Linked DNA regions of Homo sapiens: region 2 is linked to region 1. A link is a loop called in an ENCODE intact Hi-C map of the cell type or tissue named here. Cell type or tissue: B cell. All regions are shown on one strand. Each heading gives the region's core, and the rest is flanking DNA. Links, peaks and the distances in the headings are about the cores only. Region 1 overlaps MEF2C-AS1 (MEF2C antisense RNA 1). Region 2 overlaps MEF2C-AS1 (MEF2C antisense RNA 1).

Region 1 (5,392 bases), core at 183-5,182:
GGCAATAAGAAGAAATTTGGAATCTAATATTTGTTTTATGAGCAGTAGAAAACCTGCCAATTGAAGCAATAGTCCTCTGTTACCTGCCAGAGTCATACCATGGTTGAAATGGAATAAATCTGAAGAAAACAGGAAGATGTTAATATGATAACTTGAAAAGAAAAAATACATAATAAAAATCCACTAATGTTACTTTTGTCATCTCACAACATCTCACATCTTTATATTTGAAAACACATGTCCCCATGCCCATCCATTCCCCACCCTCGCTTCCTCTTCCCTTCTCAATGTACATAACATATTCCTGTATGAGGTTTTGATTGGGCAATAGTGTGTATATTTTCTTAAAATAACAGGAAACGGCGGGGGGAGGGTGGGGGTGGAAATGCTAAGCAAGATTAATTATGATATACTCTAACATAAATTATGTTAAAGCATTGACTCTTAGGCTGTCAGGGATTTCAATTTAACTCATATTTATTTAAGTAAAACCCCCAAGCTTTTACAATTCAAAATCCACATTTCAAGTTTGGATACTATAAAATAAAAGGTATACTACACATCAATGAACAGATTAAGCTCAGAACGGTGGTGATGGTTATTGTCAGATTTCTGCTAAAAAGACAACAAATCAACAATAATATAAACCAAAATTTCTACAGAAAAGACAAATCTATAAAAAAACAGGTCCTACTTACCACTTTATAGTCTGTCTGCATTTGTGTGCATGTGGCTTGCATGTGTGTGTGTTTATGTGTGTGTGTACTTTTCTTTGCCACACATTTGCCTCTTCTCTAATTTATTTCCTCCCTTATTGTTTCTTTCCCTTTCCTCTTTTAAATATATCTTAAGGTCTTCTTCAGCAATTCCAGGCCATCTGTCCTCACCGTACTAAATAAGCATTCATGGACACATGGCTGCCTCCTCCAGACTGACAAAGGCTCTTTAGTATAGCTAAGAGAAATGACCCAACAGCAGTGGTGAAGAGGCCTAAAAATATTTAAAGTATAAAAAAATAGCAAGACCCACCAACTTTCTCTTTGCTTGACTCCCCCTTTTTCTTAAGTTTATTTCATGTTGTACCATTGGAATCTGCCCTTACAGAATGTATTTGCATAATTTCCTGCCAAATTGAATATAAGCCTATTTTTAAAGGTAAAGAATCCTTATATCAGAAAAAGAAATGAAAAAAAAAACTTTTAACTTGTTTTTAAACTATGCTTGCATATATTCCTATGTAGCACAATTGGCAAGCTTTTAAAAGACAGAAAGGTGATTGTGTGTAAGAAGCATTCCTGAAATTTCTACTTCTATAGTAGATACAAGGGGTTTGATAGATATACTGTTTTAGCAGTTTAATAAGAATGCATCCAATGAGCAAATATGCTTTTAAATAACTTATACAAATTGGAAGACAATAAGGACACACAGTTTTTTTAAAAAAGTACTCAACGTATTAAAATTTTACATAAATGACTGACTCACACCTTTTCTAGCTGACCAATCTTGGACTTTTTGCATACTCTGTAGAAAGATTTGTTTTATTCTCAATGAATAATGTTTTCTTACATAAATTTGTTGGTTTATTAAAGCATTTTATCTAATGAAAAATATTTTAATTGGATGTAAATTATCACTTTATTTTTTTCACAACAGATGCTGTGTGAATTACATGAACTTATATGAATTTCTGAGCTACTCATAAGTATTCAGAAAACTGCTAAAACCTGTTAGCTGAATAAAAGATAAGATATTCCTATTCTCTTTATGGACTAAACCTTGCATATGTAAAATTGTTAGGCTTTTTTTTCCCCTTGAAACTTAAGAAAGTATGTATAAGCAAGTGTTTCTTCATTCTTTCACCTATACTATATATGCTTACACCTATACTAAGTATAACCCAAAATGATGTCTTCTAGGACTTAAGCTACAAAATGGCTGCACACTACCTTTCATATATTTTATGTGAAACAAAAAATCTCTACTCAACATTGCTCTTCTCTATTGACCATCATAAATCTTTCTTTAGTATGCTTTCAGCTTCCCTCTCTTCATTACTAATTTGCTTTTAAAAATCTGTTTCTTAAAAACATCTACAACAAAAAAATTTGGTAAATTATATCTTTTCAATTTTAAGAAAAAATAATAATTTTAAAAATGATCTTTGAATTATGATGGCACAAACAGAGTAAATCATCTCGTTGACACAACAGAATGGAAGTCAAACATTGAAGAAATTATTATCTATGTGAAATACAAATCAAGATTTACAGTTTTACAAATGCTTTTTTGAAAATATATATTATGGTGTATATGCTTATTAAAACTGGTCTTACAAGGGTGTTTGTGTGTAGGGGTTTGAAGCAATGATGTGGGAAAGAAGGAACTGAATTTAGGTGGTGATGAATTTCATTAAGAAGTAGGTGTTCATCAGTGTGTGTCTTAAAGTGTTCAGTGTTTTTTATAGAATGTTTCCCCTCCTTCAAAAAAAATCTAGTGGGTGTTCAGTGGGTTCTTTTGTTGTTCAATCTGTTAATTAGAATTTTGCAACAAACCTTAAAAGAGGAACAAGGTATGGTAAAAAGGTCTTACTGTAAAATTCAGAAAATGTGAATGCAAAAATCAAAGTCAAAATTATAAACATGAGAGGAAAAATACCAAAAGATTTTATATAAGTTTGAAAATAAAAAGCACAGCACCCTCTGAGAATCATAAGGCTACAATTAGAAATATTTCCGGAATTTGATTGGAGAAGGAGGCAGGATCAAAGCAGCAGACTCTATAGACAGTAGATAAAATGCCCTTATATTTATGGTCTCATTTTGGCTGACAGAGAGAGAATAAATTATAGTTCTAACTCAGATTTTTCCAAATATTGGATAAATGGGTAGGAGTCAAGGACCTGCTTCATCTCTAATACATCAAGCCACTTTAAAAAGTAAGAAAAGAAAAGGGTGTGGAAAAAAAGACCAGGGAATATACACATTTAGTTCTGAGAATCAGTTCAAACCTCCTTAAATAGTATATAAGTCAAATGCAGCTGTCCAAAATGTAGAGCCATTTCTTATATATTTTTGCTCCCTTAATAAAGTTCTCCTCGGCACTTTTTAGTTTATTGTGTCAAATTCTTGATGAATTTAAATGGATAGATAATTTGAACCATACATCTCCTGTATATTTTAATTTCGCAGGAGGAAAATAATTGGTCAACTACCTGTAGACAATTATTTTGAAAATAAATATTAAATTAGTGAAGCAGCAATTGTACCCTCTGGGAAACAACATGAGATAATGGAATAATATCGATATCAAAGCTAAACAGACTTAAATTATAAATTCTTACTCTATTTCTTACCAGGTATGTGGACATTGTCACATTACCCGCCTCCCTGAGCTTCAGCCCCTCCTCTGGAATCAGGGGATAATTGCTTCATCATGGACTGATTATGAATACTAAATATGATATGTAAAGGGCCAAAAGGGGTTTGAACTTATAATGGGTGCTCAGAAAATGTAACACTCCCAACCTATGCCTACCTCGACCTGGACTACTAGAGACACATGACCAGTTTAATCACCAGAAAAATGATTCCTCAGGAATTTCCTGGAACAATCAGAAATCCTTTAGGATATTTTTAGCATTGAAGTCAACAGTCTTCTTAATAAAGGCTCTGAACAATGAAGTGGATTTTCATGTGTAAAAGATGCAGGTGGGCATGTGGGTAACTCTGGTAGGGGAGTTTTCTTTTAAAAATCCCCTGTTGAGAACCATAACTATCATGAGGTCTACAATGGTATCAAAATTATTGTTTTATTAACAAATTCTCCTTAATTCATATATACATACCATTATAAGCCACGGATTCACAGAGAATAAAATGTGAATATGGAATGTGGTCCATTCAAATAATACTTAAATTTATGATATTGTTATGGTCAAATAAATTTTAAAAATATACAGGTTTGGGCAATAGGGGAATTTTTAAAAAAAATCATTACTGAATTTTTCTGTCAATATTTGATAGTGAAAAATGAATTTAAATTATTTTAAATTGAGAAATTTATGTTAATTGTTGTAATAAATAGATAATAAATTATCCAAGTAAAATACTTTTCAAATTAATATACATGTTTAATTTTAGGAGATATTAGCTTATTTCTAGCCATTCATTTTAATCCTGTGGAATAATACATGTTTGTTTCCTTATGAATATCTTTGGAAACACTCTATATTGATATATATGATATAGAAGCAAATGCAAATATTAAATCTTGTATAAAACCATTATTTTACAGAAAAATATGATATTCTGCAAATAAAGAAATCTTTTTGAAAAAATTACACCATACCATAATGCTTCATAAAGTTAAAAAAAAAAAAACTCTGTGGCTTGAGACAAAGAATTTACTTCTGATTAGTAACATAAAGAATACACTTTGCCTCTTGGATTTTTCTGGAAGTCCTCATGGTCTTCTACCAAATACGTCTGTGTATGACTTTTGTTGTGGTTAATTCTGAAGAATGTATGAACAAATATAATTACATTATTCATCATAATTTAAAAATGGATAAATGATCATATCTAGGTGATTAAAGTGTATTTTTCTACCTTAAACATATGATCATGCATGCATGCATACACATATACCGTATTTTCTATGCATTTAACTATGCTCACAGAAACACCACTTGAATTGTTCTGGGTTGATCTCAGAAAAAAAGGCAGAGAAACACAGTAGGACTGCTTTAAAGTTACATGTTCTCTATTTCACCTATATTACAAATGGTCCATGTGGTTTTTGGAGTCTAGAAATACCTAAAGGAACTGATATCACTAGCAAAGATTCCATAAGGCTGACATGTAACTTTGCTTTCCATTTACAGCAGAAACAGCCTAAATTACCGTGGAAACAGAAGCACAATTACTTTGCCAGAATCTGTTATATAAAGTAGTAATAATCACTTTCTCTTGTTGTCAGATAGGAGAATACCACATAAGTAAAGTGGAGAGAAAGTGACTGTAGGGAAAAGAGAGGGGATGTGAAGGTACACACACACACACACACACACACACACACACAAAAGAAAATGAAAAGGGTCTGAATATTATTTTATAAAACTTTGGTTTGTTTTACAAGACAATAAATTAAAGCAATTTTTCTGAGTAGCTCAGGCAGTAAAACAGTTCATCTGAATTAGTCAAAGTGGAAATGTGAGTTTCTGTCTGAAGAACATAGTTTAACCATAAATTCATGATTCTATACTTTCTCTCTAGCCAGTCCAGAAAAAAAGTCTATCTCTTTCTGGTGAAGAGATTTGAAGCATTATCTTCTTTGTAGCATCTGATTCTGTGAAAAGTTAAGGAAAGGCATTCTTTGGATTTCTAAAAAT
Region 2 (5,392 bases), core at 89-5,088, 170 kb after region 1:
AAAAACCCTGCATTCTCAGCAATAGCCTATGATGTATTTTGTTAATCTCTTAAAATTTATGTTAAAAGCCTTTTAACAGAAAGTCAATATATTTGGGTGGTAGAGCAAGTATATCATCCTGTACTGGTGGTTGCATTAAATACTATGCATAGGCTCCACTGTCTGTAGAAAATGAGCAGGGGTCCACCCAACGGAAGTTCCATCTCAAGGAGGTCAGACGCTTTTCCCAAAATGGACTGTGAAGCCAAGCTCAGCATTACACTCTCCTCTGCCTAGGTTCCCCACTGACGTCAACAAGAGTTCTGAAAATGAAGGGGGATCAGAATACCAGAAGCATAGCCTAATAATAGAGCAAAAACGGAGAGCAGATGGAAAATAAAGCTTCTCGAATAAAGTGTGACCTAATGTCATAAATTTGTTGGGGAAAAGAAAACAACAACAACAGCACAGCAAAAAGGTCTGTAAGCAGACTTACTGGTGTGAAAACTCTGGAATATGGCAGACTAGAAAAAACACCTAGCTACTTAGAAACCTTTCAGTAAAGGACTAAAAAGTAAACAAGAAAACATGCAAAATCAAATTTTGGATGAGTTCGAAACACCACTACTAATTGTGTGTAGGGGCAAAAAAGACACAAAAATAGAAGTAGAAAATTCTAGAAACAGGGTTTTAGCAGCTTCCTTTGCACATTATTTATGCATACACTTATTCCTTGTATCTTCAACTCACCTGGAACAATCTGCTGCCCCCACAGATGGGCAAGCTTGGAGTGACTCAGGCACAAACTTGATACATGGTGGTAAAAATGAGTTGAAAGAATGGGCCCAAAGTAAAAGATGTTAAAAAGGGTCCCAGCCACACACTAATCTCCTAGAAGGGCTCACCATTTACTCCTGCACCCTTATACCCTCGTGTGTGTGTGTGTGTGTGTGTGTGTGTGTGTGTGCGCGCGCGCGCATGCTGGCGTGCGCGCCAAAGTCTCAGTACAAACTTCCTGGGAATCTTTACTAACTGTATACATCTCAACAGAAGAGAGATTTTTAGATCTACTTAATAATTGGACTTAGAAACTTACTTTTGATATGGACAAAGAAGGTCTCAAGATGTTGAGTGAAATATAAAGAAAAATCTCAAATTCAATCCCTAAATATTTGTTTTTCTATCTGGCAATCATCAAGATGTTTTTCTATTTGATGAACACTCTGTTTTCTCAAAGAGTGGGCTGTTGGTTGGGAAAGCGGAGGAGGTGAAGTTTTAGAGTAGGGCTGCATTTTCTCTTTATTTTCATTGTTTAACCACTGATGGGATTAAGGCAGGGAAAGCTATCTTTTTTAAAATGATTTTCTTCTTTCGGTTTTTCACTCTAATGGTTCTTGGGCTTTACCTCTATCATCCCATACAAAGAAATATTGTTTCTTCAGGGTAGCCTTTCTAGGTTCTGCCTCCTCAACCTCTTTAATCTGTCTAGCCAGCATTTTTCTTTGAGTCTAATTCTTGCTCTGCCTGATCCTTTGAACTTGATATTTTAGAACCTCCCTCACACCCCGGGGAGCTCGCTCACCTCAAACTTTACCTTCATTTACCCTTTGCTCCTGACCCCGTTACTGAGAGTGAGTCTAGTTCATTCCTTGTCGAGTTTCCATGCCCGAGGCCTCCTGCCAGCACCCACCACCCCCAGGAGAAGTTATTGGGCGCTCATCTCTGCTAGGATGGTCCTCAGTCAGATAGAACACAGGGAACTATTCTAAAATAATGAACTCACAATATCGTGTAAATGCATAAAATTAGCAACATAAATATCACAGAATTTCAGGCTTTGAAGTCTCCTAGAGATCATTCACTTTACCGTGAAGAAAATTAGTACTCAAACCTGGTTGATAATCCATGATTCTTGTGGCAAGAGAGTAATACAATGTATATAAAAATGTTTTATAAACTCTATACACCATACTGTATGCATTTAAAAAATGACTATTCGTCTTCTGAGTAGTTTGTGTGAGTTACTCCTGAGATGCTGCCATTACTCAAAATGTTTTAAATCTCTTCTTTAAAATTGTCATTTGAGGCAGTTCAGATTGTCACTGTATAGTCACATCTCGTTTTTATCAATAAAGGTATTATCCAGGGCTCAGACATTCATCTCAGATTTTATCTTAAATGTCTTTGAAGGCAGAAACCATGTCTGTCTTACTCCTTGCTCCTGGTATACTGCCTGCCACTGATTATACACCTAATAATTATTTGTTCAATGAATTTTTTAATAGAAGATCAAACCAACCCTCAGAGAATGATCATTTGCTTTGATTGGTAGGAAAAGGCTCTAAAATCATTTTTCAAAGAGAATTTCCTAAATAAAATTATTTTCCAGTTGTAACATCATTGTTGGAATAAGTTCAAGGTTATTAATTAGAAGGGGACAACATTCATTGTATTTATATGTTAGTATACTGGCTGACCTGTTTGCACCATCAAATTTATTTGTATTTCACCTTACAAAGTTATGAGGCAGATTGAAACAACTTCGACAAAAAGAAACCCATAATAACAAAAACATTAATAAAAAGCACATTACTATAATCGCGTTAGATATGCACAGCAAAAAGCAGCCCACAGGGTGAGTTCCTTATGTGTGGTTAGCCAAGGAGTGACAGTAAGTAACAAGAAATAGAGAACAAATGAGACTCACCCAGTCTCAAGCATATATCTGCATGCCATCTGGCCCGTTCCTTGTTGAGTAAAAAAGTTACTTACAGCCAGTAAGAATGCAGTCATAAGGAAGCATTCTGGGGTGACTGGAGTGACGACATTCCCAGATTGATAATAAGTACACAGGAAGAGAGGCATTTGCAGGTGTCATGATAACCACATCATCACTGCTGTTGGCACTAACAGGTAAAGTCAGCTCTAAACATTCTGTGTGACATATAAAAGTGAGAACAGTCCTTCTCTAGTGGACTAATATTTTAATTTGTTTGAAGAAGAAAGATGAGCAGATGACCTAGGGGGAAGGCATAGTAATCACAAAACAGAATTGCCCACCTTTTCCACAAGTGAGTTACTCTCAGGCGAGTCTAAGAATAGTGTTTTTACAATAGTTTAAAAATGCACTAAGCGCACACAGATACACACAGAATCTAATTCACACCACAAAAGCATGAGCTTCCTCCCATATTTCAACTACTTCCAGTCTAAAGCATCTTGACCAGGAGAGGATAAGTTTATGTATTTGATGAATCCTGTTGGGCTCAGGGCTTGCATTATTAATTGCTCGGGGAACATGTTTACTTATTATTTTTACTGCTCCCTGAAACATCAGATTAAGAAATTTCAAGCAGGTCCAGCTAAAAGCATAGCAAAATGTGGCACCTCATAAAAATGAAACTTAAGAGTGTTAAAAAGAAGAAGTCGAGAATGCTGGATTTCTCACCAGGCCACCAGCTCACTCATTTGGGGCCACTCAAGTTTTGATGAGATCCACAGCATGGGTATCATCCATGATGTGTGGCATCCACAAGAACAAAAGTCACTTTTATCCCAGAAATAAGAGCTATTTAAATGTCATAGCTAAAAGAAGGAAGTGTTACTTGAATTCTGAAGTGGCTGAATATTTGAACTGAGTTTTTAGCTAAGAAGGTAATGTCAAAGACAAAGGTTCTGTTACCATCCACAGAGAATTTATGATCCAGCATTATTCCCTGAAATTCCATCCCAAGCCCTAACCCCAAGACCAGGTTTCAATACAATCTCCACGGTGCATTGGGAGTAACCTTCTGAACTGAAAACTTGATTGTATAACTATTCAGATTACAATTCTTTTCTTTTCTTTTTTTAAAATTATACTTTAAGATCTGGAATACATGTGCAGAATGTGCAGGCTTGTTACATAAGTATACACGTGCCAAGGTGGTTTGCTGCACCCATCAACCCGTCATCTACCTTAAGTATTTCTCCTAATGCTATCCCTCCCCTAGTCCTCCACCAGGTTACAAAGTCTGACTTTTAAACATAACACACAGTGATTTTTAGAAAACTGGCTCTTGTCTTTTCAACCTTATCTTCTACAGCTCCTCTATGTACATCCTGAGCTCTGGCCGTAACAAGTTGAAGTCTCCAGAATCTAGGGTTCTAGCATGTTCACTTATACAACTGTTACATAACTGTTCTCTCTGAGGAATATGCACTTCCTTCCACTTTTCTGGAAAACTACTATTCATTCAAGACACAGATTCATCTCTTTGAAGTGCTTTCTGCCATCATTCTCACTTTTACCCCAGGACCATGCAGACTCAGGTACTACTATATGCAATTCTATAAAGTATAGAGTGTTTTGAACAACATTAACTTTGCTGTTTTGACTTTGAGGGTATTTTCACCCCAATGGAATGATAACCCTGATATTTAATTCTAAAAGGACAAAGCACAAGAGTATACATTCAACTCACCTATAACTCCAGGGCTATTCTCCGGTCACTCCACAGGAAAACAAGCTGCTTGAATGAAGTGTGGCTTTAATCACTTTATTAGTTTGCTAAGGGAGCCATAACAAAATACAACAGCCTGGATGGCTTCAACAACAGAAATTTATTTTCTCACAGTTCTGGAGGTTAGGCGGCTATGTTCAAGGTTCTAGATGATTCGCTTCCTGGCTTGTAGAAGTCTTTCTTGTCTCCATGGCTTCATATGTCATCATATGGCTTTTTTTTTTTTTTACTATGCGTGTATGGTGGAGAGTGGGGGGAGATACCACTCTCTGATCGTTCCTCTTATAAAGACACTAATCCTGTCAAATCAGAGCCCACCTTTATGACCACATTTAGCCTTAATTTACATCCTTAGAGGTCTCATTTTTAAATACAGCCACACTGGGGGTTAGGCCTTCAACACATGAATTCTGAGGGACAAAACTTTTAGTTCATAACAACTACCTTATGTTCTCAAAATCTAACAAGTCCTTGTAATGACTGTAAACATTTGTGATATTATTAAATGCTATACCACATGAAGGGAGAATGAAGAAAACCGGCTAATCCATTAGTTAATCAAAAGTACTCATTTTGTGTGCACCATGTGCAAATCCCTGTTATAGAACATGTCAGTGTTATTGAGGAATCCATAATAAAATAATTTAATGGGAATTTAAACACAAAAAGTGCCAAATAAGTTGTACTAACAGTTAGCAACTATAGGATAGAACAAAAAGTATTAAATTTGGAGTCAGGAAACATGGGTTCAAAATCCAGCTGCAACACTTACCATCTACGTGACCTTAAGCAAGCTGTTTAACATCTGTAAGCTTCAGCTCTCTCGCCCATAATACAGTTGCAGAATACCTAACTGAGGAATCAAATGAGATAGAATATGTAAATTCACTTTGGAAGTGCTAACACTGCAT

The links. Hi-C counts contacts between places; a loop is a spot of excess contacts. Peaks named below come from ENCODE experiments on the same cell type or tissue, not always from the same donor. Only the 100,000 strongest peaks of a DNase experiment are listed, where the experiment ranks them.
Region 2: a loop joins it to region 1, with 3 times the contacts of the local background. A loop is called at or near these places in 1 of 110 quality-filtered maps.

The regions. Positions count from the first base shown.
Region 1 is chr5:89,439,210-89,444,601 of GRCh38, reverse strand. The region is part of intron 8 of MEF2C-AS1 (MEF2C antisense RNA 1); the gene reads right to left. Among named protein-coding and RNA genes, the nearest start is that of LINC02161, 140 kb to the left of the region's middle. In B cell, for the core only: no CTCF peak of the experiment used is centred there; DNase peaks (open chromatin) are centred at 231, 734, 2,511 and 3,701; H3K4me3 peaks cover 2,553 bases; H3K27ac peaks cover 5,000 bases.
Region 2 is chr5:89,265,996-89,271,387 of GRCh38, reverse strand. The region is part of intron 7 of MEF2C-AS1 (MEF2C antisense RNA 1); the gene reads right to left. Among named protein-coding and RNA genes, the nearest start is that of LINC02161, 310 kb to the left of the region's middle. In B cell, for the core only: no CTCF peak of the experiment used is centred there; DNase peaks (open chromatin) are centred at 2,777 and 3,377; H3K4me3 peaks cover 2,366 bases; H3K27ac peaks cover 4,933 bases.